3 separate regions of the Homo sapiens genome follow, and regions 2 and 3 are each linked to region 1. The links are chromatin loops, found by intact Hi-C in ENCODE. Cell type or tissue: GM12878. All regions are shown on one strand.

Region 1 (2,500 bases):
CCATTATCCAAGATAAACCAGTCTGTGGAATTCCACTTTTCTCAAGCATTCTTTGGGACGAGTTTGTCTAGCTGCAAGTTAGAAGATTCAGCTCTAATTCACAGCTTGTACTAAATACAGGCTTCCTCTAACTTATTTAAACTACTGTGTGTATCTGTGATCCCATGACTAATGGTAATAATGAGCCTAAAACATCCATGTGAATTAATACAGGTTGTGCACAAAGAAAAGTGTTAGTAAAAATTGGAAACCTGGCAGGACGGGGGTACTAAACTTCTTGGAGGGTCATTTCTCATTCTCAGAAGTAGTGTTACTGCTGTGATGTGGGAAAAATCTGGCAATGATTTTGTGGGCTGGTGATGTTTCCAGCATGGTTGATTCCCCATAGGACTGCCATGTTGAAAAACTTTAATGTGTTGTATTACTAATCTTTCAAATGCAGAAGAGAGTTAAGACACTGACCACAAACTTCCTTATAGTCACCTTAAGTTTTGCACATATCAAATTTACTATTTGCTTTTTCTCCTTTTGGCACACTTTCCTGTATGGTGTCCATCTTTGGAAACTAGTGAAATTCTAGTCCAATGTGTATTCTCAAAGGATAATTCATGAACCAAGTGTGTGAGATAGGCATGAAAAAAAATCGTGTTAAATAATTTTGGAAGTGCTGCAGTTCATAGTGTGGTGTTACACAGTATGGTAGTATATTCAGAGTATACTAAGGACTCATGCATACTGAAGCATTTTTAAAAATTAATTGATCTTTTGTTGAATTTCAAATTTCTCAAAAGTATTTGCCATGAAACCCTTATTTGCATAAGACCCATTGATATCCTGTGGAACTAGTGTTCTGGAGACTACACTTTGAGAAACAATGCTTTAATGCAAATTATTGGATTACATTTTTCCTCATTGGAAGACTTGTTTTCCTCTTGCTGTGGTTCAATTTTGGTCCGTGCATCGTGCTTGAAGAAAATATATTTGCATCAGATGACGAACATGTTGATAAAAAGAAGATGGGGACAAATAACATTTTTAGAAAATAACAAGGAATCATCTTTCAGTTTTGCTTATTCTCCTAATTACATTCCTCTATCTCGGGAAAAAGTAGAAACTCTTTTCAAGGTAAAATTTTTTATACTTTTCAATATTATTTGGGTACCTTGAATTAATTCATGACTCCCATGAGGATCAGTGCTTAAATCCAACCAAATAAAGGACATCTGTCCCCCTTTCTTCCTTGGGCTACAGTTGCTTGTGCAGTGGAAAGGAAAGCTATGATGAAACAGAAATCGCAGGTGTTTCAAGTAAGGTTGGTGATGGGGATGAGATTGCTCAGCTCCGGAGCTCTCAGCTACTACACACTGGGGCACCTGTGTTGTTCAGTGCACTAGGGGGCGCCGTATCCATAACAATTTACTCAAGAAATCACAAGTTCTTTCCAAACCTCCTTTCTCTCTCTCACTTGCTCATTTTCCTTTATTGCTTTAAAGCAGTATGGCCCAGAAGAAACTCATGGTTGGTGCATTTACCTGGTACATTTACCAGTGTACATACACACTGTTGATCAATAAGTTATTAGCGTTCCCAGGTCTTCTGGCCTGATTTAAGTTTTGTTGCTATTATTTTTAGATTAGCGTTGTATTTTTAAAATCAGTCTTTATCAGATCATCTTTCCTGAGTTTGTTGTATAACTAAAACATGATGACAATTCTGGTTCAGTAATCAAGAGGTGACCCATGTGATGACTGTCCCAGATAACCTTCAGGCAATACCATAATTGCCACAATACAGATAAGTAGAAAGTGTGTTTAATGCAAAAAACAAGGATATAGGAAGATGTCAAGAAAGAGGCATTGCCCCGTTATCAAGGCCGGCCACACTAGAAAAGGATTCAGGTAACTTTCAGTTTAAATTATTTTCATCTACAAAAATTTATTGGCACACATAGGGGCTACATGGGAGGTCAGTAAAGACCTCAGTAAGGAGAAGACCTCATGTGGGATTTGAGCTAGAGCAGCGGAATTTGCAGATAATAGCAAGGCAGATCATAAGCACAAATATCACTCGGCCCTTGCAGCAGATTTGCAAGAAAGAGGCATTGTCATCCCTATGTGTATAACGGGAAACAAAGCCTCCATGAAGTTAAACAATGAGCCCGTGACAGCACAGTAAGGAGCAAAACCAGGATGCACACTCAAATGTAACATGCTCTTGCTTCTTTTTATTGCTTGTAGGAGGCAAGATAAGATTGAGCCAGATTGCTAAAAATTTTGGAAGAAATTTTTATTTACTATAAGGGCAATGAGGAAGCTTTGGGCATTTCAGAACACAAAAGTGACATGAGGAAATCATTTTCCTTCTTCTAAATTAATTAGCACCCTGTGTATCTCCCCCAGCCCTGCCTACTTCTTTGCAGATCTCTAATCTCTGTGTAGATGGTTATATGGATTAGGAAACTAAGGCTCAAAGAGGCAAATTGATTTTCAAGAGGTCACAT
Region 2 (2,500 bases), 59 kb after region 1:
GAGTGTAGATTTTGCAATCAAAATCTTGACCACATTTTAACATTCTCCCTTCAGTCTTCTAATTCTCAGTCAGAGGTCATCATTGTCACTTTGTGGCTTGACTTTGCAGCCACGTCTTCCAAAGGCCTGTTGTCTTCTCACCCCAGCACCCGCAGGACGTCTGCAGGGAAGCTACGTTGCCTCCCTGAGGGCCTGCAGGCCTGCTGTGATCCAGCACCGTCATAGCCAGGTAAGATTTGCATTGTCTCTTCATCTGGTCACAGACGGGCTTTTCCCTTTTTATAAATTTGACACACAATAAACTTTGAGTGAGACCAAAATCAAGGAACCCAACGTGTGTACCAGGGATCCATTGAGAGGGTCATTTGCATCAGGGCATGAGTTTTAGAGTCCGACAGCTTGGAGGCAGGTCGTTGCTCTTGTTCGGGTCAGAAATCTGGTAGTTCTTCACTCCCAGCAGGACTGTAAGGATGAAGAATTCAACTGTTTTGACTCTACACTTTCAGAAATAGAGCTTTCCTTTTTAGAGAGAATAGTCATAATTCTCTCTTATCTTACGCTTTCACTTGGACTTTTTGTGTGTGTGTGCTGTGCTGGCCTGATTAGAGTCTGTTGTCTTTAAGGGTTTTTCTGAAACGTTTACTCAGGAAACACATGGAATGCACTCTGACAAGTAAAGCCCACATCTCCACTATTTACTGAGGCTTTTTGTTTTCACATATTAAATATCTCATGCCTTACCCAAATACTTTATTTGCCAGTAAAGACCCAAGGCTTCAGGTGCAAGGAAAGGAAAGGGAACCAGTGGAAATCAGTGGAATCCCAGTAAGAGGGGAAATATTTCATGAACTTTATTTTTAAAAGCAGGTTTTTAGGGGTACTAGAAAATTCCCCAGACTTGTTTCATTAGAAAGAAAACACAGTATGTGTCAGAGTATGAAAACAGGAAAGGGTGAGAGAGTAGCCGTTGTTTGATCATCTCAATCAAGGGGAAATTTGTCTGAGGTAAACAGTTCTCAGAAACAGCAATAGTTTCACAGACTTGATTTTTAAAATAGTTTTGGTATCCTCCAAATCAGGCCTAGACTAAAAGTCTGCACTCCTTAGGACAATGAAGGCCAGTATAAGTCTTGCAATAATTAGGACTTGCAATAATTACCTTGGAACCCAAAATGGTGATGACTTTTTTTTAATCATGGAGTAACTTAGAGATAACAATGTCTAATTTATGGAGATGAGAAAATAAAAACCAGACTGAGTTAAATATAGTTCTTACCTGCTGACAATAATAGCATGTAAATTGATTGAGAGGTAATTGAAGGAAAAGCATATGGATATATTTAGATTATTCAAGAGAATAAAATATTCACTAACATTAGACACATTGATTAAATATACATGAAAAAATTCTAGGGATACACTAAAAGACTAGAAATAAACTGCATAACTTCCAAACTAGTAGAGGGAAAAAAAAGCAATACAGATAAGGCAACTTATTTTATAAATTTCTATAATCATTATGTTGATTATATTTAAGAAATAAAAATTAAAGATGACTGCACTAAACATTCAATTTAAGAAGTCAACTTTGAAAAACAATATAGACCCAAAGATAGTAGGAAAAAGAAATAATAAAGGCAAGAGAAGAAGTTAATAAAATAGGAAACATAAAAGCTATAAAGAGGATCAAGATGCTAAGAGTTATATCTTTAAAAACACTAATAAATGGATAAACTTCCAGCAAAACTGATCAAGAAAAGACAGAGAAGTTATAAATAAAAAATATTAAGACTGAGATAAAAAGAGGACCAAACCACAGATGTAGCAGTAATTATAAAGATAAAAGAAGAATATTATAAGTTTATAAAAATAATTTGAAAAATTATATGAAGCAGCCAACTTCTCAGAAAAATATAAATTACCAAAAATGACTCAGGCAATAATAGAAAATCTGACTGGCTTGATAACTGTTAACAAAATTAAGTCAGTAATTAAAAATCTTCCCACAAGAAACTCTAAGCCTAAATGGTTCTACAGGTGAGTTCTCACTAAATTTAGGAATAGATACTTTCAATCTTACCAAATTCTTCCAGCAAGCAGAAAAAGAGAAAACATTATCTCAACTTATTTTACAAAATTTGTAAAATCAGGAAAAAAAACTAATGCATTAAAAATAGAAGCAAAACTCTCAACAAAATATTGACAGACTGAATTCTATATAATATAATCCTACATAATATGTATTATATCACAATCAAGTTAGGTTTATTCTAGGAATGCAGGGTTAGTTCAAACTCAGAAAAATCTATTAATATAACGGATCTAACAGATTAAAGAGGGCCAATTAATCATCATAGAGATTCAGGAAAAGCATTCAATGACATTCAATATGCAATAGACTAAGAATAGAAGAAAACTTTCTAGTTTGATCAAAGACCTTCACAAAAAAATGACAGTAAACACCCAATGTTGAAATACTAAAAATTATTCCCTTTGAAAT
Region 3 (2,500 bases), 130 kb after region 1:
TTAAATATATTCCAACTACAGCACATGGTCTCCATGATCATCATAGAAGGGAAAAGAGAGCTAGAGGATCCACAGGAAGATTTTCAGTGCCAGGCCTACCTAGAAATGTTCATCTCACTCCTGTCCATTTTCCCATTGGCCAGAATTGTCCAAGACCCACCTGGCCCATGAAGGCTTGGAAAGGGAGAGGGACACCTGACCACTGGGTGAGCATGAAGAATCTCTGCCACATATTTTCCTTAAACAATTCATCTCTCTCATTAGTTGCCTTGTTTAAATTGCTGTTGTTAAATACATTTAGTTAAGTATTGGCGAATGAATTAGTCAAGAAAGGAGAAATATATTCATCAAGGTTAAAAAAAAATTAAAAGCCGGTACCAGACACATCTTCTTCTGAGTCATCTCAGTGTGATTTATCTAGTAATGAGTTAAATGTTTGCTGTATATTTACCACGGAGTGAGACAGAGCAGCCTTTATGTTCTCAGCAACAGCTTCGAACGCTGCCAGCATTAGAACCTATTTGTTTTATTGAGAAGAGGGATTGTTGGCTGGAACACAAGGGCTCCCCATTACTCTTTCTGGAAAAAGCAATGGGAACTTTAACTTTTCTCTGGACAGCTACCAACATCTATCAGAAGAAACAAGAGTGTAACGTCTCTTTCTGAAGGGCCGCACTTAGAATGCCTAACAGCCTCCCAGCCTCTACTGGTGTCAGCAGTGGATAGAAGTCCAAATGCAAGCTATTCTGTGTTTACTGGAAGTGCTAAAGTGAATCAACCCTATAAACGGAAAACAACAAACTGACCTGACCTGGAATACTAAATGAAACCGAAGTCCAAAGGTACCAAGCTCAAAATCAAGAGCAGAGGCATTCAAGTGTACCCTCTTCCCCCCAGGATTAATTCTGAGTTCAGACAGAGACATATTCTATGACCTCAAGTAGAAGACTTCATGTCTCTGCACTTTGGCTAACTCAAGGTCAAACTCAAGTCTCTATCAAAGTTTTCTACTTCTCAAAGTTGAGTTTTCTAAAACTCTTTTTTTCAACTGACTGCTGACTTTAAATCTTCCACATGGCTTCCTTCAGCTTCAGTAGACTATCTGCTTCCTCCTAATTCACAGAGAAAACTGAGAAACGAGTGAGAAAACTCCCAACTCTGTCCACACTGCCCACAAGTTTTTCAGCCAAGTATTTTCCACTTCCTGTCCTGTTCATTCCTCCACCCACCACTGCCTGGCTTCCACCTTCGCTGCACCACTGAAGCTGCTCTGGTTAACACTGCTGCTGCCTTAACCTGAAGAACACTTGTAAATCCCTGTCTCATTTGACCTTCCCTTGGCATTCAGTACGGCTGTTGACCATTTCTTCACTTTCCATTCTGCTGGTTCCTGGTTCTCCAGGTTTCTGGTTCCCCTAACACCTACCAAGTCTCTTTAATGCCTTCTTAAATGTTGCTGTTGCCCCAGGTATCCCATTTAGCTCTCGGCTAATTCATTGAACAAGGCTTTCTTGAATGAGGAAGAACTTAGTGGAAAGGCTAAAGCCAATCAGCTCCTCAGAGTGAAAACGGGCACAAGGGTTGGCACCAGAAAAACAGAATAGAATAAGATCCACCCCTGTCCTCATGGACCTATGCTCTGGATCTCATTTGATTGCCCCAGCATCTACCCAGGCGCCCACGCTGAAAACTGTCACACTCACAGCCAAAAGATCCCCGAATACAGTCACATCTGTCTTTTGAAAATCTTTTGCATCTGCTCACTCTGCTTCCTCTGTGTGGTCATCAGCTGAGTTCCAGCTTTTGTCATCCATCACCTGGACCAATGGCAATAAATCTTCCTTGTTCACTCTGACTCCAGCCTCACGTCCCTCCAATCTTTCCTGCATATTGCATTCACAATGATTTTTAAAACACTCAATGTGGTCACATCATTCTTCATTCAAATCTTTTCAGTAGTTCCCCCATCATCTCCTTACGAGGCTTCTCATGAGCTGGCTCTCACCAGCTTCTCCTGTATCTCTTCTACTACTCTCCTGCGCACATCATAGCCTCCAAAATTAATAACCACCTTAGAGTTTCCCTGAGTGTTGACATGTTATCACACTTACACAGCAATAGCCTTAAGAAATCCTTTACAATCATGTGACTGAGATTCTTCATGTTATCTATGTAGTTTACTTTTTATACCACAAGTCTTGCACATAAAAGCACATTGACTTACTCATCTAACAGGCATCTCAAACTTAACTTATCTGACACAGAAAAACCTGCTCTTTCCTGCTCTTCTCCATCTTCACTGCTCAGGCCCGAAAACTCGGAGGCAAACACAATTCCTCTCCCTTTCCAATATGTCCAAATCAGCTGTCAACTCCATACCCAATATATAGCCCAAAGCAATCCACTTCACTCCATCACCATGGCTGTCTCCACAGTCCATGTCACAGTCTCCAGATGACTATAAAACTTCCCAGCAAGTCTCCCTGCATCCAGTCTTGCC

The links. A loop is a pair of places that touch in the nucleus more often than their neighbours do. Peaks named below come from ENCODE experiments on the same cell type or tissue, not always from the same donor. Only the 100,000 strongest peaks of a DNase experiment are listed, where the experiment ranks them.
Region 2: it touches region 1 in a loop (5-fold over the local background); 6 of 110 quality-filtered maps call a loop at or near these places.
Region 3: a loop joins it to region 1, with 2.7 times the contacts of the local background. A loop is called at or near these places in 4 of 110 quality-filtered maps.

The regions. Positions count from the first base shown.
Region 1 is chr6:149,081,050-149,083,549 of GRCh38, forward strand. No RefSeq gene overlaps it. Among named protein-coding and RNA genes, the nearest start is that of UST-AS2, 50 kb to the left of the region's middle. In GM12878, a CTCF peak has its summit at 1,390 (motif pointing right); no DNase peak of the experiment used is centred here.
Region 2 is chr6:149,140,071-149,142,570 of GRCh38, forward strand. LOC124901426 (a long non-coding RNA gene) reads left to right here and starts at 79. Exons shown (of 2, transcript XR_007059807.1): 1 at 79-229. RefSeq lists an enhancer at 426-655. In GM12878, no CTCF peak of the experiment used is centred here; DNase peaks (open chromatin) are centred at 291 and 981; H3K4me3 peaks cover 1,257 bases; H3K27ac peaks cover 1,921 bases.
Region 3 is chr6:149,211,879-149,214,378 of GRCh38, forward strand. No RefSeq gene overlaps it. Among named protein-coding and RNA genes, the nearest start is that of TAB2-AS1, 44 kb to the right of the region's middle. RefSeq lists an enhancer at 1,214-1,333. In GM12878, no CTCF peak of the experiment used is centred here; a DNase peak (open chromatin) is centred at 1,149; H3K4me3 peaks cover 609 bases; H3K27ac peaks cover 757 bases.